Linked DNA regions of Homo sapiens: regions 2 and 3 are each linked to region 1. Evidence: chromatin loops called from intact Hi-C (ENCODE). Cell type or tissue: mammary epithelial cell. All regions are shown on one strand.

Region 1 (8,000 bases):
GAGTTAGTGGGTGCAGCGCACCAGCATGGCACATGTATACATATGTAATTAACCTGCACATTGTGCACATGTACCCTAAAACTTAAAGTATAATAATAAAAAATAAAATAAAATAAAATATAAACTTTAAAAAAAAAGAAAGTATGTATAAGTGGCTTGGAAATAGAAGAAAAAGGATATATTGATAACATGTGTGTGTGTGAGACAGAGAGCAAGAGACAGGGAAAGAGCATGTAAATTAAATTAACTAAATAAAGGGATATAGTATAAAAGGACTCAAAGACAGATTTTCTTAAGGTTTTCCTAGATCCTAGTAATTGCATTATTATCATTTGGTTTTCTTTAGTGTGTCTCCCAGTGATTGACAGATTGGGCAATTCTGATCATAAGGATTCTGGTCTCTAAGTGTCCAGAATGTATAGAGCATTATAAAAACAGCTTAGCTTACTAATTGCAGCTTCCTTCCCTCTTTGCAGCTTCTTTTCCTAACTCTGCACTGCAGGCCCAGTATATTTTGTAACCCCCCCAAATCTCATTTGCGGCCAGAATTGTGACATCAACTCTTTTTTTTCTGGTGTGGTTTGGAATTAAATCATGGTGAGAACTAATTTCAGAACCCTCGGGCGAGTCATGGCTGTTTGAGCAACTCTTAACTTTGCAGCTTTCATAAGTGCTCATTGTCTAAATGTATGCCCATTTCTTGGAACTGAGCTTCTATTTTGAATCTAACTTTGTATTGTCAATACCCTCTAGGCAAATACCACCAGGAACACACCTATAATCAAACAAATTGAGTTTATGATTTGTTGCAGAAGGAGAACATATACTGTAGGAAACTATGGGGTGTCTAAGAGAGCGGGTGTTAGAAAGACCTTCTTACAGGATTTGGGCTTTGGTTGAGTGATGTCAGAGAGGGTCCACAAAGCAGGTGTTCACTCTCGATTGAACGCTGTCAGAAAGTGGGGGCAATTCTATAATTGGGTATCTTAATATATCTTATTTATAGAGATGGTAGATTAATTATAAAGTAGCAGTCACACATTTTGGCTAAGAGACAAAATATCTGGCATTTTGTGGGTAGCATAGTGACCTTGGTTTTATCTTTCCTTGGATAAAATTATGAAGTGGACTTGTTTTACCTCACTTTATCATGGTCTCAGAGTAAACTCGTTTGACGTTGGCATTCTGTGAGATTGTTTAACAGGAGAATAACTTGACATAACTGTGTGTGCTACACCAGCTTCTGGGGGCCAGGGCTGCCTTTCCCCTACTACTTCTCAGTAGTGTGCATGTTTTTGTTTTTTTTGACAAGGTTTCACTGTCATCCAGGCTGGAGTGCAGTGGTGCGATCACAGTTCACTGCAGCCTTGACTTCTTGGGTTCAGGTGATTCTGCCACCTCAGCTTCCTGAGTAGCTGGGATTACAGGCATGCACCACCATACCCAGCTAATTTTTTTGTAGTTTTCGTAGAGATGGGGTTTTGCCATGTTGCCCAGGGCTAGTTTCAAACCCCTGGGCTCAAGTGATCTGCCCACTTTGGCTTCCCAAAATGTTGGGATTACATGCCTGAACCACTGTCCCCAGCCCTGCATGGTTATACTGCCCAAAATCCCAGTTTCTTTCTAAAACTAGTGTTACAGCTCTTTTACTCCCATGGTTAGACAAGTTCTGAGTTCTTGTCCCACAACTGAGAAGAATGAGGTACACAGACATCAGAAAGTGAGTAAGGCAGAATAGAATTTATTGAGCAACAGAAACACTCTTGACAGTGAGAGGGGACCCAAAGGTGTGTTGCTAGCCATGAGGCTAAGTCTAGGGATTTTTATGGGCTTGAAATGGGGAAGTGCATGCTGGTTGGTCTATGAGTATGTTTGAAAAAGCACCATTCAGAAATAGGCACAATAGTGTAGATGACCTTTTGGGGAAGGGTATGTCTACATAAAATAGGTGAAGGAAAAGGACCAATTTGGAGAGAGCATGCCAAATGGAAATGGGAGCTCTCGATCTGGTTCGTGGATTTACACTTTGGTTTTCAGGCTTTAGATTGTCCTTGGCTTGAAGGTTGAGTTTCACTGGGGACCCATCCCTTTTTGCCTAGGAATTTACCTGCCATGGTGATGGTGGTTCTGTAGCCACTGCAGAGGATGGGATAAAGTTCTGAAGGCCTAAAAGCTGACCTCACACTGCAGCCTGCCACTTTGGTTCTATCTTGTCAAGCTTCCTTCCCAATAACTGAATGGGTCCCACTGTTACCAACTCTTGCTTCCGTTGAACTTGTTCTGACAACCTTACTGAACAAGCCAATGATTCTGCTGGCCCAGCTTGTTCAACTCTGGTAGTTGCATGAAGCTAGTTATGGTGACCAGAATTTCTCTTCTTTTCAGCACATCACCACCTTCTGCTAGCTATGCAATGCTCTCCATCCTACAGGACTCACATCCAGGTGAGTTTGTGTGAGAAGAAACACTTATTTTATTTTATTTTTTGGGACAGAGTTTCACTCTTGTCACCCAGGCTATAGTGCAATGGTGCAATTTCAGCTCACTGCAACCTCTGCCTCCCAGGTTCAAGTGATTCTCCTGCCTCAGCCTCCTGAGTAGCTGGGATTACAGGTGTGCACCACCATACCTGGCTAGTTTTTGTATTTTAGTAGAGACGAGGTTTGACCATGTTGGCCAGGTTGGTCTCGAACTCCTGACTTCAGATGATGTGCCCAACTTGGCCTCCCGAAGTGCTGGGATTACAGGCATGAGCCACTGTGCCTGGCCTGAAACACTTACACTGAGTCAAATTTGTCTCTTTAAACCTCTCTTCTAACTTTGTTCTGTTTCTGCATGACAGCCCTTTAGAATTTTTATTGATTACATGTTTGCTGAATGAATACATCGTCTCCAAAATACCAGCATTTAGTAATATGTAGCCTTTTCTTTTGTTTAGGAAGCTTGGAATATTAAAAACAAATGTGAAATATATGAAAAAGGAATAAGGAGGAGGCATGGAGTAGATGTGAAAGAAAGAAGGCAATTTTAGAAAATGGAGTTCATGGTAGACAAACTTTCTTTCTTTTTTTTTTATTTGAGACGGAGTCTCGCTCTGTCACTCAGACTGGAGTGCAGTGGCACCATCTCGGCTCACTGCAACCTCCGCCTCCCAGGTTCATGCCATTTTCCTGCCTCAGCCTCCCAAGTAGCTGGGACTACAGGCACCCGCCACCATGCCTGGCTAATTTTTTATATTTTCAGTAGAGACAGGGTTTCACTGTGTTAGCCAGGATGGTCTCCATCTCCTGACCTCGTGATCCACCTGCCTTGGCCTCCCAAAGTGCTGGGATTAAAGGTGTGAGCCACTGTGCCCGGCCCATGGTAGACACACTTTCAATGAAAAATGAGAAACAAAGGGAGTCATAGGCATTTACAGTTGCCTAATCTTTCTAACTCAACTTCCTGCTTGAAAAAAAATTTCCTGTGACTCTCTGACATAATTACACAGTCACCCAGGAATGCTGGATGGTCACATCATAGGGAATATTAAACAGAAAAACAATAATAAAAAGAATGTGTATAACAGGAAGAAAGAAGGCAATATTAGAAGCATCCCTGCAAAGAACAGATGCAAAGATTTTTCCATTGTTGTGGAAAGGAACTTGAAATGCAAAGACAAGGCCAAATGACTCGCTCAAGGTCACCTGGGACCTCAGGGCAGAATGAAAGAGTAGATTATTGTCATGCTGTATCCACCAGACCATGATGTCTCAGTAGCAATGTACCTGCAGGCTAAAGTCACATGTCACATAGTTAGCACACTGCTCCCTGCCAGACTTGAAGATAGCAGAATCACTGTTTTAGGAGAAAGATTTAAAGCTGTCATTAATGAATCCAAGTAGCTGTTTTTGTAAGTACATAAATATCTCTAGTATGGAGAGGCAGAATTAAGTCTTGATAGCCACCTCACAAATGTTGACTATAAATGTTTGGTTAGTGACAAGTCTAGCTAAAAAGGAAATAGAATATTTATGAACTGTCATGAAAAGGAATCTCTGCAAGGCTCACATTTAGACAACAGTGCAATGAAGGCAATCTTATGAGTTATTCAAGAGAATCGTCTTGGGAACTGGCTCTATGGTAATTCTGAGAATTACCTATATAAATAAAGTCAAATTGGGAAGGTGGGCCGTTCTGTTTTTACATAGAAAAAATCATTTGAGTTTCTAGGACACTGTCTAAGATGTACTAAAATGGAGATTATCACTTGCTTATTTTCTTGAAAAACCATTAACATAGTACAATACAACAGAAGAGTAGTGGCCAATAGATTCCAAACCAGAAGGAATGTTTATGGAAGCACACACACACACAAAAAGACTCCACAACTTACTTACATTACTTTTATAATATTCCTAATTATTATAGTGGTTTGAAAGAGGTCAAATGTTACATCTAAATATAAAAGATTAGACTTATAAATGACAAGATTGTACTGACCCCAATATTCTATAGGGTTGAAAACAAAATACAATTGACCTTCATGATACACCTGATATAATGCAGGTCTTTGTTGTACATCAGATTACATTCTGCCTGTCTTGAAATAATAATGGCATTCTTTATGAAGCCATTTGATTAACTAGAATCATGAGCTTTGCAGGAGGAAATGAATAGTGGCAAGAATGACTTGCTTTCTGAGTAAACATAGCCTAGGGAAATGTTTTCCTGGGAGAGCACTCTCCATTCTCCACCTCCCCTGGTGTGTCCTCTGACTAAGTAGTTCTTCCCGTACTGCATCGCTGCCCAGAATATTCTGAAGACAGCCTCCCACCCCACCCCACCTCATCATGCTCTTCCAGGACAGCTACAGGAAGAAAAGGAGATAACAGAATCTAATGATGTCCCATAAGATCTCCAGTCAAGGTGTGAACATGAAGCTCCAGTGAGTAATGTGGTGTCTCACATCTATAAATGCCTTATGTGTGACTGATGCATTCTTGAGACATGTCCAGGACAAGTAGAATTAAGTCTTGATGGCTGCCTCTGATGATCACACCCTCATCAGCAGTCTGATCTATGCTTTGTTTGCAAACCCGGACCTTGTTGTGGCCTGCAACTCCCCACAGGCTCTCTCCCCAGCTGTCAAGCCTCTTCTAAAACACACTTCCCCTTTAGAGAGGGCCGTCTTCACTCATGTTAGAACCTGACACTCCGAGAGACTTTCCTCTCACCAGCTGGTTTTGACTGTGGCAGAAATGTTGTTGACATAGCAGATGGTCTTGATATTTCTGAAAACCGGCAACATCTTTGCCATGGCCACCCCCACACTCTTGGCTACTGTTTCTCCTTCAAGTAGTTTGGGTCATTTTTAGCAAACCTGTATGTTCCAATATTTTTTCTTAAATATCAGAACAGGGAACAGTGTAAGACAAAAGTCTCCTAAAATATAGACCAAGGCAGAATATGAGGGCTGTTTTGCAGAAAACCCAAAAGCTGAAATAAATTCTATTTTTAATCAGATTCTTTGATGAATTAGAATGAGCAAAAAGTGAGCAGATTTTAAATATTTGTGGTCTGAAATATCAGGCAGTAAGGTATGGCTAATGGATTGTGCTATAAGAAGTAGAGTCTGATATTCATGATGTTTGAAAGCCTCTTAAAACAATATACCAGTGAGTAATGTTTATCCTTATTGAACACAAGGTGACTTGAGAGAAGGGTAAGTGCAACTGGATTAGAGATTATTACTTAGTAGTAACTCTAGAGCCAAAGCAAATCTAAGACACCGTAACAATGTGATGACCTGGGACCCAATCCAGTCATCCTGAAAAATTAAAAGCAGACTGATTTATTATTTCCTTGCTTGCTCCTTGCAGGCAGGCACTCTGAACACTCTCTTAAACTCACTAGATAATGGTATAAACAGCTCTGCTTCATTTCGGAGATATCTGTACAATTTTAGAAAATGCTTATTCTCCTGGAAAGGACTTTCACACAGATGGGAAGTAGGCATGAGCACTGCAGGCCCTGCCAGGTTCAGTCAGCTTCTTGAGTCAACATCACTATCCAGGCCTGTAGCACTCATGATTGAGAGTGTCATTTGGATTGGCTAACAAAGGACAGTTGAGAACTCTGCCTCCAAAATGTCACAGTTAAAACACAGCTTACTAGATACAAATCCTGCCTTCTCATGGTAATATCAATGATCCGTACAGCAGTGAAATGTGGAGCTAATTGATTCCTTTGAATGCCAAAAGCAGGGTCCTAAGGATAAGAACGCAGTGGAGTCATATGGATGGATGGGGTATATAAAAAGGATGGGAGGAATTTGTGGAAGTGTAAACGTGGCATGTCCCATGTAAGGCAAGCTGAATGAGGAAAACCAATTTGGGTGTCAGGTGTATGGTGGGGTGGGATGGCAAGAAGACTCACGCATGGCACAAGACAGCAGAGAGGGTAATGGGTAATGCAGGGATTGTCATGAGAAGCTAGGGGTGGAGAAGCACTGGGTATATGATGTGTTATAATTTCTAGTTCCTTCCTGTTTTGTTGATTACATTAGTAGTGTCTCCAAAGGAACACAATGCTTGAAATAAAAGATTCTTTTCATAATGGAAAATGACTTACTTATAAAAAATATTCTGTAAACCCTACCATCAATCTGGCTTATCTCCAAGCACAGAAAAGCAAGATAATTAAGAGAACTGAGACAATGTGAAAAACAGTTAACGACTAGATGAAACGGACACCAAACCAATCAGAAGAGACGTAGAGCTAGATTCTTTGCTAGATCATTGGGAGGTCAGGAGGACCCAGCAGTGGTATGGGAGGGGATTTGGGATAATTCTAAGGGTACCAAAGCATTTCAGTATTTTAATACACAGTCACACCAGCTAAATACAAGCCCTGAAGGTAACCAACATTTCTTATAAGTCATGTCTTATAATAGAAATATTTAATAAAGTTTTTAGAGCCAAGGAAAGAGCCATATCTGAGACCCTTCTCACTTGTTAAAGGCTCCTTACTCATTATCAACCTACATCTGTCAACCAAATGAAACAAAGTATAAAATAAGAATCCTCCTACATCTTTTCTCGTTAATGGAAGACAGTAGCTTCAAGGAAAAAGTAAAGATTCAGCAAAGGGTTTAAATACAGGCCACATTTAACATAGGTCCAGTTGATTTGATCCTTTCAGATCAGCCTCTGAATTCTTGTTGTTCACCAGTAAATACATATTTTGTGTTAGTCCATTTTCATACTACTATAAAGAAATACCTGAGACTGGGTAATTTATAAAGGAAAGAGGTTTGATTGACTCACAGTTCCACATGGCTGGGGAGGTCTCAGGAAACTTACAATCATGGCAGAAGGAAAACGAGAAACAGACATCTTCTGCACAGGGCAGCAAAGTGGAGGTAGTACAAGCAAGGGAAATACCAGACACTTATAAAACCATCAGATCTCGTGAAACTCACTCATTATCTCAAGAACAGCATGGGGGAAACTGCCCTCATGATCCAATTACCTCCACCTGGTCCCGCCCTTGGCACATGGGGATTATGGGATTTACAATTCAAGGTGAGATTTAGGTGGGGACACAGAGCCAAACCATATTATATTCAGAACAGATGTTGAGCCCAGCTGTGGGAGCAGTAATGGCCTGTGAGCCAGATTGTTACTTGGAACTTTAGGACCCTTGACGGGTTTGAGAATAGTGCCAATTCTTCTAGGATGTGTTTGGGTTTCAAAGCATTTTGAAAATATTTGGTAGACATGTGCAAACATACCAAATGTGTAATTGTCCCTGAAAGCAGGCATCTAATTGACTATTTAGTGACAACATAACATGGGCCTCATTTCTTAAGAAACAGTAGGTGGTCAAAATTTTAGGAGAATATACTCCACAGAAACTCATGTAGCGTAGCTCAGTGATATGCCTATGAATCTTGAATATTAATTTTTCTTTCCTCATGAAAAATGCATCTATCCATATACGTATAAATATTTTTTCTT
Region 2 (8,000 bases), 180 kb after region 1:
AAAGCAACAGATGCTGGTGAGCCTGTGGAGAAAAGGGAATACTTATACACTGCTATTGGAAATGTAAATTAGTTCAACCACTGTGGAAAGCAGTTGGGAGATTTCTCAAAGAACTTAAATCAAAACTACCATTTGCCTCAGTGATCCCATTGCTGGGGTATCTATCTAAAGGGAAATAAATCATTCTATCAAAAAGACAAATGCAGTTGTACATTCGTCACAGCACTATTCAAAATAGTAAAGAGACTGATTCATCCCAAGTGTTCATTAATAGTGGACTCAGTAAAGAAAATGTGGTACATACACACCGTGGAATACTATGCAGCCAGAAAAAAAAAAGAATAAAATCATGTCCTTTGCAGCAACATGGATGAAACTGGAGGCCATCATCCTATGCAAATTAATTCAGGAACAGAAAACCAAATACCGCATGTTCTCACTTACAAGTGGGAGCTAAACACTGGGTACTCACGGACATAAAGATGGCAACAACAGATGCTGGGGACTTCTAGAGCAGGGAGGAAAGGGAGTGGGGAGGGTTGAAAAACTAACTATTGGGTACTGTATTCAATACCTGGGTGACGGGATCCATTGTACCTCAAACCTCAGCATCACAAAATATACCCAGGTAACAAATCTGCACATGTACTCCCTGAGTCTAAAATTAAAGAAGTTGAAATTATCAAAAAATAAATAAATAAAAGCCATTCTGATTGTGAGAGAGCTAATGTCCCCACTATTCCGTCAGAGTAGGACAACCAATGTGTAAGTAACGTCATGGGTGCCTTTTGAACCATGTCCAGGACAGTGACATCTTATTAAACTCGCCATCAATATCGAAGATTCAATTGCTACCGTTGCATTCCGGTGACTACTTTTATAAAGACATGGTGTTATCAAAATATTTTGAGCCAACGTTACAGGAAACCAAGCCCAAAATGTTGTAGCCAAGAAGCTGGATTATACCTGCAGCAAACATCTGGATCATGTTACACACTGGTCATTGTTTTTATGGCATTTTCCAGTGCTCTTGTCTACTTCCCAGAATTAAACTACCCAAAAGGGGAGATTTAACAGAATGGCAAATACATTTACAATCACAACCTCTCCAAAATGAAATTTCAACCACACTTCAAAGCCTTTTTTATGTTGGTTGCTTTCTCTGGGATATTTGAGAATAATTTGACAAAGATCAGTGTTTGCGCCATACAGGAGCTTTTTCTCACTGGAGAAAGAACAGATCATTCCAATTTGTCTTCAGAAGATAAATAATATTACTTCTAATGTCCAAGTTAGTATCCCTGAAAATCAGCCAACTTAAACTTTCTTCAATGACTTTTTGCTGAAAGGTGTGGTCTGGAAGAAGGTTCCCCAACTCACCCCTGACTCCCAACTCACCCTGCCTCCCACCTTAAGGAATGCGCAGAACAGGAAAAGCAGTATCTGGCTTGAAGCACTTGCTTAGAAATGGCCCTTGCAAGCTATAGCTAAGATAAGAGAGGAAGGAAAGGGAGGAGACAGAAGTTACTGGCTGAGGCCCGGAAGGTAAAACCTTGACCGAATCCTGTCTTTGTAGCCTGCAGTGGGAGTCAGACAATAATATCAACACTTCACTGGGTCTCCTTCCAAAAGTAACTCTATAGTACAACATGATGCTTCAGGTATAGAAACCTTGCTCTTATTTGTTTAGCCAAATGAAATGTGAATCTAATGCATTTGCTTTGGGGAAAATAATTTAGATTATGAGCAGTGCATCTACTTAGATTTTTGTCCCACAAAGCTGGCAATTCATTTAATAGTATGAACTATTTTGACTTCTGTGGTGTTCCAGCATCTAACCTCAACCCTTACTTCTAGCCATACCTCTTAGTTCCAACCAAACTGAAATATCCTTTGTTGCATGTACAGATCTTGATTTTTGACTTTGATCACACGATATCCTACTATATCCCACTCCGTCTCGTTGGGTTCAGGGCGTCTATATTTTTCAAAGGTCTAGTTCCTTCAAGTCTTCTTCAATTCAGTTTTCCTGAGCAAATACTGATTGATCTTTTTGCTGAACAAAATAGACATTGTCCTCATGAAGCTTACTCTTTTAAGCCAGCAGTAAGACTTTCTTCTTTGAACATCTATAGCACGTGATTTTACCTCTCCTATGACACAACCTTTTATACCTTAAAGTAACTTATGATCATACCGTAGTTCCCAGAGAAGACTGATAAGAACATGACCTCTTACGGCTCAACATACCTCACTCAGTAAGTAATAGTTGAATGAATATGAAAAGCATAAAAAGGCCTCTGAATAACAAGTCCAGGAATTGACACCAAAGAGCTTATTAGCTAAACACTTCTTAGCAAAGATAGTAAGTCAACTTAGCACTGGCTTACAACTACTTTGTAGCTTATGATAGAGGGATTCCAAAGAAGAGAAATGAATGGACTGAAAACTTTCTAAACTAACCACCCTTGTTGCTGGCCAGCTTCGCTGATTTCCTGAGCCCTGAGGAGCTGGGCACCTAGCACTGGGGAAACAGGAGGAGGGGGCAGATGTGTAAAGCAGAAGCTTTCAGTTTACCACAGGGAATATAATAAACAAACAAACAAACAAACAAAATTGTGGTTCAATGGAGTGGTTGAATAAGTGTGAGTGAAAGTATTAAATATTGTCGAGCAGAGGAAGTGAAAAGCATAATTACTTCGAAAGAACTAATAAAGAGATTTTTTCAATAGAAAATGAATATTAATGCAGTTGACTCTGTTAATCCCTCAAATTCTGAAAACCTTATACAAATTTAATAAAAGAAATAAATGTTGTAAACAGATTAAATGTAATTCTCTTCATTAAATACGAAGAACTTATCCTACTTTTATGAATTTTCATATTAGAAGGTCAGCATTTTTCCTGCCATAAAACATCTTTAAAATGGTAACTCCTAGACAGCCACTAATTTGCATTTCAATAAACAGGCTAAAAATGTCTACAGAAGTTATGGTGACTCTTTTCTAGCAAGGTTGAATGAGAAATTCAATTCTTTTAATACTCAGGTGCAACACTGAAGAACATCATTTCAGTTGCAATATCTTTTTGAGTATCAAAGGTAAATTTCAGTGCTATATATACATTTCGTATTGGAGGCTCAGGGGTGAGCCTGCGATTTTTGTCATAGGACGTTAGAGACACAAAAACATTTTACAAAGAACTTTGCTTTTAGCTTGCATTGTTTTGTGAATATGAACTGATGCAAAGACCACGTGTGTAAGACACTTTATACCTGAATAACCAATGAAAGGCCATTTGGGGCTCCATATTAATCACAAACAAGAAAACCCACTTTGCTTCGTTAATTATTAGCAGTTCTTACTACGAATAATTAGAAGGGAAACCAGATGCCCTTCTCTTATAAACAAGTGTCTATCTAAATCAACGAACCTGTACAGATTAGACCCTGGGTGAATTCATGCTTCTCAAAAACCTTGTGTTTGACTTCAGTCCAATAGCTCAGTCTACCACACTTGTGAATCTCCCAAAGAACGAAAACAAAGCTCTAAGTTTTTTTTATTCACAAGAGGGAAAACCAGGACTATTTAGAAAGCAGAAGATGGAGAGGCCACTGCCTAGCCTATCCAGATAAGTTTATTTGGATATAGTTTACTCTATCCAGAGAGTCAAATCCCCTAAACACGAGACTGCTATTTCCAAGGTGGAAAGGGAAAGAAAAGAAATGCAAAAGGTAAAAGTTAAAGGAAAAGGAACAAAACAAAACCGCGTGCGGCTGGAAGTGCGCGGGTTTCTGCCGTCGCCTCGCGGAAAAGGCAGAAGCGTCTGCAAAGGTCCTTCTGCAAAGGTCCCGGTCCGTCCAGCTCAACCCACGTTAGCCCGGACCGTGACCCAAGGGCAGCCCCGAGCCTCTGACCCTCTCCGCCGCCCTCCGTCACTGACCTGCGTAGACAAAGAGCAGGACCAACTTCGGAAGCAAGACCCCTGGACGCACGGGTAGCCTCGGAGCGTCCATCCAAGCCGGTGGCCTGAGGCTTGGAGCGAAGGGAGAGCCCGGAACCGGAGGGAATGGGGAGGATGGAGGGCGATCAGATGGAGAGAGCAGCGCTCCTGAGAGCCGGGTGGAGCAGAGACCCGGCCATTGCCTAGGGAGCCTTCCAAGGGAGCCCGGGCCGGGCGCGTCCCGGGCCAGCGACTGCGGGACTCCGCGGAGCTGGGGCGCCCGTGGCCCGAGACGGGCTGCGCTGGGGGCCCAGGTCTCTTTGTCTCGCCCCACTGCGCTCAGGCGCGGGGAAGGCGGCCACTCCGGCGTCCTTGGCCACCCAGGCTCACATTTCATCTCCGCGGGTGGCAACGACTGCGGGCAGGGGGCGGGGGTGGCCCCGACTCCTCCCCAAGCCCGGGTTCTTCCTTCTAAAGAGTGACTAGGGGACCAAGAAACTTTTCCTAACCCCTTGCTTTGGCGATTGCTATGGAGTTCAGCCTGCTCCTTTTTAACCTTGCCTCCACTACAATTTTTCCTTTCTAAGCAATGGATGAACAACTTTGCTTTTTATCTTTAAACAAAGGGAAGGAATTTTCAGGGTTGAAGGTATTCGACAAAGAGTGACAGTGAAGAAAACTCAGGATTGGGAAGTACAGAAAGTGTATGGCATCTCTGCTGAAAGCTGATAAAATGTTTATTATTTTTTCCTGTAAATTCAGAAAAAAAAAACACAACAGTGCACACTGTCGTTATGATTTTGACGTTTTGGAGTTACTGGCCTATGCAATTAAACAAGAGAAAGAAAAAGATTTATGAAAAATGAAAGCTAAATTGTCATTAGCAAATGAAATACGTGTATACATGGAAAATCAAAGTTAATCAACTATAAAGCTCTTGTTTAGCAAACCAATAGTTTTCTTTCCTGCAAACAAAAATCAGAAAGTTCTCAATGTTATGCATGAAGGAAAAAAAATGATACGAATAAGTAAAGAGATACTTTTTTCACTAAGAAAATTTAGTAGGATAAAGACAACAAGATTCCCCAAATTATTATATACATTTGGAAATAAAATTGATCCCAATTTTTAAAATAACATGATTTTTTTCAAACCAATCTGATTCTAAAGTTTATATGGAAAATAAATATGTAAGAATATCTATTTAAAACAAGAGTAATGAATGGGAATAATGAATGGGATATTACATATAATATCACAATAATTAAAACAGTTTAGATTAACATTGGAATAGATAGGCTTAGTGAAAGAGAAAAGGTAACCCAAAAGTAGACATGAGTATGTACAGCAATTTAATTTATGGTTTAAAGAAATATCAATGTAAAGTAGTAGGGGAAATGATGAGTTACTCAGTGAAAAGTGTTGAGGCCGTAAATAGCCATCTGTGGAGCCTTATCTTTTTACATCAAAATCAGTTCTATATGAATTACATATTTAAGATACAACTATGAAAATATTAGATTAAAAAATAAGAGGATAACATTCAAATAATTGTGGAATAGGGAAGCCTTTTCTAAGCATTATAAAAAACTCAGAAACCATAAAACAAAATATTGACCAACTTGACTAAATAAGAATTAATACTTCCAGTTGGCAGACATTTAACTGGCAAAAATATTTGCAATGCAAAGTCCTAATCTCATTATTATACTGAGCTTAAAAAAATCAATAGGAAAAACAACCAAGAGATAACTGAGGAAGGATATTAATAGACACTTCATACAAAACAAATAAATATAAATATAGAAATAAAATTGACAGTGAGACATCACTTTTCATGTATCAAACCAACCAAATACAAAACCAAATGAACTCTTAAGGGAAACGGTGTGGTTATATGTACGAAAATTCAAATACACATGTACTTAATTTAGTCAGTTCTCTTCCAGGAATTTTTTCCTGTAAATGCAGTGCTGCAAGGGAATACGAGAGTGGGAGGAAACATCACCCCCAAAATAAACATAAGCTAAGCTCTTTACTGTGTTTTACACGTTGGTGAAGGCCCAACCATCCACCATGTTCTAAAGAAGGCTGATCAGTTCCACCTTTTTTCTCATCCTCGCTGGCCAATCTATCACCAAGTTCACCTAATCTGTCCACCTGAACACCACCCAAACGCATTTTAAATTATCATCTATTTCTGTCCTAATCTAGACTTTTATAGTCTTGATTATATTCAGCCTCCCTGCCTTCAGAGATGTTTGCCAGACTGAAGCTGGAATATTTCTTCTTAAACTACAGATTTCATCATGTTCACTCACTCAGTAGCATCCTGTTGCCCTTAGGTTAAAATTCAAACATTTAATCCAGGGTGTTCAAGAACTTGTTCACTAGGTCCTGTCATTCTTGTAGCCTGATCAAAACATTCCACTGGGAAGCACAATTTCTAAATAACTGGGACAATGGTTGGAACCTAGAGAAAATCCCAGGCATACAAGCCCTTTGAGTCTTGAAGGAAGAAGATACAGATGGAAGTCAGTGTTTGCAGAGCTGAAGAATGGTATCCAGCCTGCTTGGAATAGAAAAATGATTGTCTTTGCAGATGAGACTGAATACAGATCCTTGATGGGCTGGTAGCTGTGATAGAAGAAGGGGCTTCTCCCGCCCACTTTTTGACACAGATCAGGAAGAGGCTGGCTGTTGCCACTGAGGCCCATAGGAAGTTGCAGTGTTGGTCAGGATAGTCTCTTTCAGCTTACTTTTGAGAACAGAAAGACTTCTCATACAGTTCAACAGATTGGTCGAGCAAGCTTGCCTGCAAGTGTACCTTCCAGAGCTGCTACCTTGAAGTATGCTGATGCTCAGGAAACCAAACTCAATTGACATGGAAAGGCAAAGAAAGATGGCAAGCCATTTAAGAAATTGTGGTAGTTAAAAGAAAGGATTTGAAGGAAAAAAAGATGTATATACAAATATGTATGGAATGAGAAACCTTAAGAATACAACATCAGAGGAACTAAAAGAGTTCCTGGAAATTAAAATAAATGTGGTTTGAGGTTTTAAAATTTACAGAAAAAAATTATAAAATAGTCACATTAAAAAAAAAAAACTTAGATTGTTAGATCAGGCCAGGCGCGGTGGATCACGCCTGTAATCCCAGCACTTTGGGAGGCCGAGGTGGGTATCACTTGAGGCTAAGAGTTCAAGAGCAGCCTAGCCAACATGGTGAAACTTCATCTGTACTAAAAATACAAAAAATTAACTGGGCGTGGTGGTGTGCACCAGTAGTCTCAGCTCTCAGCTATTCGGGTAGCTGAGGCAGGAGAATCAGGAGGTAGAGGTTACAGTGAGGTAAGATCATGCCACTGCACTCCAGAGTGAGACTCTGTCTCAAAAAAAGAAAAAAAAAATTGTTAGATCAAATAAGGAGTATTTTTCATATAACAGAGGAAAAAAAACACAAAGAAATAGAAACCACGAATAAAAATATAAAAACCCAAAGAATGGGAATAATGTGCAGGCTAATAGTTTCCAGAGAAACACAAAGTGAAAAAGCAAACGTCAAAGAAATAATGTTTTAAAATTCTGAGCTGTAATAAAATTTGAATTTTCATATTTAAAATGGTGAGTTAGTTCCGAGAAATTTTTTTTGAAAAGAAGCACAAATATGTACATATCTTAGAGACCAGTTTCAACAAGTATAAATTTAAAATCATATACATTTTCATATATAATTTTTATGTTTCCTTGAAAAAGAGAATCTGACAGGCATCAGATTTCTCATTTGCAACCCTGGAATTGAAGAGGGTGAAACTATTTTTAACCCACTGAAAGATAAAGAATGCAATCCAAGAATCCTCTTCTAAATCAGATTTTATTAATATTTCTGATCCACTATGACATCTAGAACAATGTTTATTACAATTTTAAAAAATAGTTTACATGTACAACAGAGGTAAAACAGTTAAGTAAATTAGGGTATATCCACATTATGAACTCATATCTAATGTTTAAAATTGTTGAAAAGATCTTTAAGATATATAGTTAAATAAGAAATG
Region 3 (8,000 bases), 80 kb after region 1:
GCGTTTTTGCATAGATTTCTCTAGAGTGGCACTACCCAATAACGTAGGTAGCCCCTAGCCACATGAGGCTATGCAGCATTTGCAATGGGGTTAATGAGACAGATGAAGTAAATTTTTCATCTAATTTCATTTCAATTAATTTAAACTTAAATGACCATATGTAGCTGATGATTGCTGTGTTGGATAATATAGTTCTAGAGGTTGTTCTCATTATATTGTTGTTTTGTTAATTTATTTTGGGCTAATATTTATTGGACGTTTTCTATGTGCCAGGCACTATACTTAGAGTTTTGTATATATTCATCCAGTTTTTGCAGAATGCGATGAGACTGATAATATTATTTACATTTTCCAGAGCAGAAAGTTGAATCTCAGAGATGAAGTAGCCTGCTTCAAATCACACAGGCAGGAGACAGGATTCAAAATAAAGTCTGTCTGGCTCCAGCCCTGTGTTTCCTGTACAGAAGAATGAGGCAAAGTCAGCAGAAATAGAGGGTGAAAAAAATGGACACAAGACAATGAAAATATAATCTGTGTTATAATAGGTTCTTTCACTTTATTGCTTATTGTAAACACTTTGGCCATAGCAAATGTTAGTTTTTAAATAACCGTAATTCAAAACTTTCACATCCTATACTATTTTTCCCCAAGAAGCATCATCTATGAAAACAATCAGTGAACTCCAACAGTCTATACTGGTAATGTGCACATTGATGCTATTATGACACTTAATACAAATAGTAAAAATACTCATCTATTGTAGGCTTATGGGTTTGTAAAATGCCTTAAGGGAGGCCATAAACAACTCAAAGAAGAGATGGTGTGGACTGAACTGGCTTCTATTTGGGGAAAATTTGCAGAATATAGGAGGTACGCAATAAATGTTTATTGATGGTGAAGATGAGAAAACCCTATTTCTGCTGATCTTTCCTTTCCGTTTTCCTTAAAGAATATAAGGTATATTTGTATTCAGCATTCTCAGAATCATCACAGAAACCCTGGCACTTTGAGAGTCTTAGCCACAGTGTAATTGGGTCTGACCACACGCAGAAGAAAAATAAATTAAAGCATATGTACTATTAAAATTGCACTGAAAACTTTATGTAAGTCAGGGAGCCCCTCACCAGAACAGGCTGAAACTCTTGAATGCTTTGCATCCTCATATATAAGAAAATCATCAGTGCTTAAAGATCAAGGAACTCATTCAAAACAAATTCAGCCTTTGGACCTTACTGGCAGGTAGGTTATATTTCAGTCAGATCAATATCTTTCTAATATAGGTATTTGAAAGTAATATATGCTACTTATAATAATGATATAGTAAGCTTCTTATCTGCAAGTACAGGTACTATAACTTACACCTTAAAATGCTTTGTTTGATTGTTTCATTCAGCAAAATTCTTGGCACTGTTTTGGGATTTCACTGAATTTTGATGATGATATTGGATTAAGCATTTTAGATTTAATTGTAAAATGACACAAAAATCTAATCATCTATTTCCAATGTTCAATATACAATTTTTATAAATACATGAAACAATTCATATAAAAATATAAATGTTAAGGTCACTCACAGCAAAATATGGCACATTAGAATTATTTATTAAATGCTTTATACATATAAAGGTAGGCACTTCATAAAATTTGCATTTTGGTAAAAGGCAACAATTTGATGTCAGTATCTTAATTGTGTCATTAACTTTTTTAAGAGAACAGATTATCAAAATTTTACGAAGAAGAAAAAAATAATAGTTTTAAGGAAATCTACAGAAGGGAATCTGAACTTCATTTCCCACTTTATTTTTGCGAGTCTGTTGTGTATCTTCATGGTCAAGTTCTGAGATTTTTGCTCCCTGACCTAAAATCCTGTGGGAATAATTGATTTCTCATCTTTTACTTGGAAGTGAAGTGTCTGCTACCTGTGGAACTTGATACAATTTTTTTTTTCTCCCCACAGTTAGAATAACCTTTATTCTGATCCACTATAAAGCCAGATGATTTTTAGGTGGCAGTAGCTGGCATTGAAGAGTTCTTGGCTTCAAGCGGCTGTTGAGTCTTTTTGGTCTTGTTTTAACTCCCTAATTAAATAAATAAGATCCAACTCTTTCTGTTGTATTCACTCCTGGACATATAGAAATTCACTTCACACCCACCTAAAATACGAGCAGAACTTCTGAGGCCCAATGAACCCATCTACTATTTGATTTTGTTATCCCTTCTGGAGCGTGTCTCTACCAAGAGCTTCACAAAGCAATCTAGTCATTGCTCTTTCTTGTACTAAAACCAGAGTACCCGTCCTGTAACTTCCATCAGGACCTCAAACAGTGCTAGGCACATAGTAAACTCTTAGGCACTCAAAATACATTTATTGATGAATGAAAGAATGAACAATTCTAGTTCTGACTTTTAAAGCTATATAGAATAAAGTTGCTTCCTTGTGTGGGCCAAATCATTCTCCCATCCTACTTAGATCTTCTTTTTTTCCAGGATCAATACTGAAACTTTCTTCACCTAGCCCTTAAACAACATGATTATCAGATATTTTGTCAATTACATTACTCTTCCCTGAATGTGCTTAGGTGGATCAGCAGATCTCTTAAAATGTGGTTCCATAGAACCAAACATTAATACTCCAGATGGGGTCAGCTTTGAGCAGAGTAGAAATCCTATATCTCCTAGCAGGGATATTCCACCTGACACATTATCTGACCCCAAAAAGTATTCCTTGGAGCAATTCTTTCCTGCCTGTTTCTGAGTAGAGGCATTTTATTCCAGGCAAGATCGCCCATTGGCACATGTTCTGTTCTGGGAGATAGATTATTTCCTTGCGTTTCCAGGATAAGGAGGGGGTGGAGAACGCTGTGCTGGACCCTGTGGGGTGGGGGAGTATGGAGGAGGCAAGTCTGCACAGTATTCCATCTCGTGGTCGTGACCGTAGGGTGGTGGTCCTGCTGAAAAAGAAGGGGAAGAGAACATCAAGGAGTTAGCAAATATTTGCATTTCTACTGTGTTGAAGCCACTGGGCTAGATACTTTGGGAGGGGACATAAATTGTGGCTGCAAAAATCTTAGTTTTATTAGGTCAGGACCACATATGTATGAAAGGGTAAGTGCTCTAAAATGTGGTATCATGGGTCAAAGTGTTAAGAACTGGTTGTTTAGAGAAAGTTTCTTGAAAATATGATGCTGAAGTGGCAGAAAGAGAAGGTGAGGGACAATTCAGGTTGATCAAAAGCACTGAAGCGGGAGAGCCCTTCATCTCAAGCAAAAGTACATGAAAGGGAGAATGGGAAAAGACAATGAGGAGTGCGGTTATATCACCATGGTGGGCTCTGAATGCAATGTAGAATGTATAACATGTAGCTATCAGAGATTCTTTGAACATGGTAGTGAATATGCTTTGAGAAAACCACTCTCAGCAGTCAACAGAGGCAGAGGTAGATAAAAGAAAAGCTGCAACAATGTAATGGCATATGTGAGGGATGATAAGGGACTCATGACAGTGAGGGAAAAACATTCTAACAGTCCTTGAGCAACCAAGTCTTTAGGTGATGACTGGGTGTGTGGAGAAAGAGAGGAGAAAGTGAAAGAAGGGGTTGAGGTATTAGGTACCAAGTACAGGACTCCTATAATTGGAGGGGGGTGGAACCATTACAGAAATATGAAGAAGACAAAAAAGGAGGACAAGTAGGTTAGGAAATGAAGATGAAACATTTAATTTTCTGAATCTTATATGAAAAATTTTCTTTATTTTGTTACTGTACCATATGTCAGTGTTTTAAGAAAGTTTTTAAATTTTAAATAATTTTATTTTTTTGAATTGACAAATAATAATTGTACATATTCATGGGGTACAGAGTGATGTTTTGATATGCATAATGTATAATAATCAAATCAGGGCAACTGGCATACCCATCATCTCAAACATTTGTCATTTCTTTATGCTGGGAACATTTAGTATCCTCCTTCTACCCATTTGAAACTATATATTATTGTTGACTATAGTCATCCAGTGGTATAGAACACTGGAACTTATTCCTCCTATCTAGCTGTAATTTTATATCCTTTAATAAATTTCTCCCTATCCATCCTTTTTCCTACCCTTCTCAGCCTCTAGTATCCTCTGTTCTACCTTTTAATATACTTTATGATGACTATACATAAAAGTCTATTTTGTAGTGGTTTCAGTTCCTTTCTCTAGTGTTGAAAAAGAAGTACTCCTTGAGCTGAAATTTATCCACGTTTCCAAGAACTGAATCATTTTGCAACATCTGAGCAACTCCCTCAGCAACCAGTCTGATGAACTGCCAGTAGCTGAATCATCATCAGGATCCTGATGCTGCTTGGAAACTGACATGCCTTAATTGCCTACTGTGAATGTAACCCAAATCACAAGACCAGTGTCATAATAATGCAAATAAGTGGGCATGCTCTTAATACTAGAATGGCAGAAAGGAACACACAACATTTCAACAAACTTTTCTAAATGTCTTCTATTAGGTTGATGCAAAAGTAATTGCAGTTTTTGCCATTAAAGTAATTGCAAAAACTGCAATTGCTTTTGCAAACGAACCTTAATTTGTACTCTTTCTAATAAGAATTTGACAGTGTTCTGATAAACAGACATAGACATACATAGGGCTTCCACTGATATGCAGAAAAAAACTATGTTTTTGATATGGTTTGGCTCTGTGTCCCCACCCAAATGTCATGCCATTTTGTAATTCCCAATGTTGGGGGAGGGACTTGGTGGGAGGTGATTGGATCATGGGGGTGGATTTCCCCCTTGCTGTTCTCATGAAGTTTTTACAAGATCTGGTTGTTTCAAAGTGTGTAGCACTTCCCTCTTCTTTCTGTCTTGTGCTGGCCACGTGAAGATGTGCTTGCTTCCCCTTCCCCTTCCGCCATGATTGTAAATTTCCTGAGGACTCGCCAGCCATGCTTCCTGTACATCCAGTGGTACTGTGAGTCAGTTAAACCTCTTTTCTCCATAAATTACCCAGACTCGGGTATGTCTTTATAGCAGTGTGAGAATGGACTAATACAATTTTCTTCTGGATCTTTTTAGTTTGCCTATCTTTACCAAGAGCTTGATGATTTGAACCACTGACTGATTGCCCTGTACTTGGAGGATGTGAGGAAGCAGAATTGAGCCAATAAAGAGAAGAGGAAGAAGGAGCCACAGAACTGAGTGGGATGTCCCCTGAGCACTCCTTGGTGGAGCAAAAGTCTTGCAAGTCTCTAGTGCGCTGGGCAGGCTGAGGGCGTTCAGCCGAGAACACAGCTCTGTAAATACATCAGCGAGGATGCATATATACAGTTTCCCCAGTGCTCCCTCAGACCCTTGGAGGCTGGGCTACTCCAAGCTCTGTTTCCTGCAAAAAAATGGAGTAAGTCCTGTGGAGTCTAAATACACATTCCCTCTGCATTATACCCACGCCTCGACTTCATTATATCTAGGAGCACTGAGACAAAGAGATTTATAACAAACTTCATCCAAGCCAAGAATGAAACACGGCAGCCTCCATGCAGCAGGAAACCCATTGATCTGTTTCTTATAAGCATGTGGTTCTATGCTGTTTTTCTGCCAAAGCTTTTCCCTGCCTCCCACTTGAGGAGCATACACCAGCTGATTCTGCAGATTGACTCTACATCATTCTCTGTCATGAAGCCATGGCATGTGTTTATGCGTCTGTAACAAAGCGTTTATATTCTGCCATCTGCATAAAAACTGCTGAAGGACATTTCAGCAAGAATCCCTATGGTTTATGCAGCTGCATGTTGAACATGAAAATCTAAGATATGACAGTGGTCTTTCATTCATACAACCTTTGAATTTTGGTAAAGTTCTGATGTAATGTTAAAGAGTGGTATTTTGAGGACTACGCATCAAGATATAAACATGGCACATCTTTTATAATATCAGCCACTGGAAGACATTTGAAATAATATTTGTATAATTGTGGGCTGTATTATCTTTCTTTCTTGCACATAATAAAGTTTCACTGGAAGTAAACTTTTCAAGTATCAATTTTAGAATTCCTGATTCATCCTAAGCGGTTTTGTTCTTTTTTTACAGGTGAAATCATACTTAAAAGTTGTATGTATGCAGCTGGAGATACGTGCCTTTGAAATCCTTTCATAACCAATATTCTAATCTCCTATTTAAGTAGGGTAAATAGGCCATTTATCCTCAACATCTGATACAGCTGTCTACAATATTAAAACATTTAGCAATACCATGAAATTCGGAGAAGAAATGTAATGTTTTCTACCCACTCAGGCCAATATTTCTAAAGCTAATGTGGTGGGAAGATGCGTGGTGTTACCCAAACTATTCACAATTATTTCAGAAAATTTGGAAACAGAAGAAAATCATCCATAATTTTGTCACCCCAATTTAACAAATCATATCTTTAAATACTGTCTCTTAGTCATTTGTGCGTAGTTGCATCCTTGCAGTCACAGAGTATGGCCTATACTTTTTCACTTTGTATTACAATGCAAGTCTTTTCATTCTGCTGCATATTCTTCATAAGCTTTATTAATGGCTGCCTTAGCAGTTATTCCATCCACTATTCACTATTTTGAGGTTAATTTTTTATTATAATTAATGTAATGATGAATATCTTCTTACACATAGACTTTTTAATTATTTTTTTTTTAGAATAAAATTCCAGGAATTAATTAGCTGGCTTAAGTAACACATACATTTTATTGCTTAGAATACATTATAAAACTACTTTCAAAAATAATTATTTCATCTTGTAAGGGTATACAAGTACATTATCATTTAATATTTTAGTAAATTAAGTAAAAATTTAGGTCTTTGTTTTACTTGATCATTTCTTTTGATAACAGCTAGGTTTGACACTGTTTTACATCTTGTCCACTGTTTGTTATTCATATTGAGTGAATTTTTTGTTGTTGCTCTGGACTGGTGATAGTTTCTAAATGAGGATCTTAATTTCAATGAAGATATAAGTAAGATATAAAAAAGTGCACAAAATTATATATCTTTTAATAAAAACTCTTTGTCAAAATGGTTTATTATATAATTTTTACCTTACTGACATTCTGAAGTTTAAAACCATAACAAAATATATAGTTATTCATTTAAAAAATCCCTTCTGTGTTATTTCCAAGTTTAAAAATTAGTCTTCTTTTTCAGATAGTTGATACATAACTATCCTGTTTCTGAGTTTACCCATTTAAATTTATGTATTTAATGCTTCGCTACATGTGTTATTTTATTTGGTATATTTTTGCATCAAAGTTTATTTTTTCTAAGTTTTAAATATTGGTTAGGCCGAATTATCTAAATGTGGCTTATTAAATAATCCTCAATTTTTATATTCTTTTGCTATGTCTCCTTTACAGTATATAAAATTCTAATATACCTGTTCTATTCCAATGACCAAGGTGTATCTTTTTGTACCAGACATACCTCAATTTAATTATTACTGATTTTAAATAGTTTTGATACCTGGTAGAACTGATGAATCTCATGCCTTATATTTAAAGACAATTGCTCATTGCAAACCTTCTCATCTACTCTCCCCCAAACCCCACTACTCACAATTTTCCTTAACCCCACCCAGAACAGAGAGTTTAAATAAAGGCCCACACAGCTCCTGGCAAGACCTCCATTACCCGCATCCCCAGCCACATAAACTCAATACTGCCCATTTATCCTCTACAATGGCCTAACATGCAAAGATATAGTATAACCTATTGTTCCCCTTCCACTCAGATAGCATCAAGACAAATTCCATCAAGCCTCACATCCCTCTGTCACCATGAGAAAGACAGGTTTCCTTATTGTAGACCTTTAATTCTGGAAGGCTTTGCACATCGATTTGTTAATTTTCCAAAAGTTCCCCACCCCCTTCACTGTGCTCAGTGGAACACAGTCTGTCACCGCACCCTCTTTCCCTGCCTCCACCATGCAACTCCTGCTTTCAGAATGAAAGTTCTCCTCTGACCCTGTCTGTTTTCTCA

The links. A loop is a pair of places that touch in the nucleus more often than their neighbours do. Peaks named below come from ENCODE experiments on the same cell type or tissue, not always from the same donor. Only the 100,000 strongest peaks of a DNase experiment are listed, where the experiment ranks them.
Region 2: a loop joins it to region 1, with 3 times the contacts of the local background. A loop is called at or near these places in 7 of 110 quality-filtered maps.
Region 3: it touches region 1 in a loop (2.6-fold over the local background); 5 of 110 quality-filtered maps call a loop at or near these places.

Annotation. Positions count from the first base shown.
Region 1 is chr21:26,385,339-26,393,338 of GRCh38, forward strand. No RefSeq gene overlaps it. Among named protein-coding and RNA genes, the nearest start is that of CYYR1-AS1, 17 kb to the right of the region's middle. RefSeq lists an enhancer at 4,199-5,398. In mammary epithelial cell, no CTCF peak of the experiment used is centred here; DNase peaks (open chromatin) are centred at 613, 3,453 and 4,953; H3K27ac peaks cover 4,138 bases.
Region 2 is chr21:26,568,926-26,576,925 of GRCh38, forward strand. CYYR1 (cysteine and tyrosine rich 1) reads right to left here and starts at 4,361. Exons shown (of 4, transcript NM_001320768.2): 1 at 3,943-4,361. The coding sequence starts at 4,015. CYYR1-AS1 (CYYR1 antisense RNA 1) reads left to right here. Exons shown (of 4, transcript NR_135515.1): 4 at 1-327. In mammary epithelial cell, no CTCF peak of the experiment used is centred here; no DNase peak of the experiment used is centred here; H3K4me3 peaks cover 1,057 bases.
Region 3 is chr21:26,465,684-26,473,683 of GRCh38, forward strand. It overlaps CYYR1 (cysteine and tyrosine rich 1), which reads right to left. Exons shown (of 4, transcript NM_001320768.2): 4 at 533-2,951. The coding sequence ends at 2,818. All of the region lies in intron 1 of CYYR1-AS1 (CYYR1 antisense RNA 1), which reads left to right. LOC107985474 (a long non-coding RNA gene) reads left to right here. Exons shown (of 2, transcript XR_001755129.2): 2 at 5,068-6,015. Among named protein-coding and RNA genes, the nearest start is that of CYYR1-AS1, 64 kb to the left of the region's middle. In mammary epithelial cell, no CTCF peak of the experiment used is centred here; a DNase peak (open chromatin) is centred at 4,308.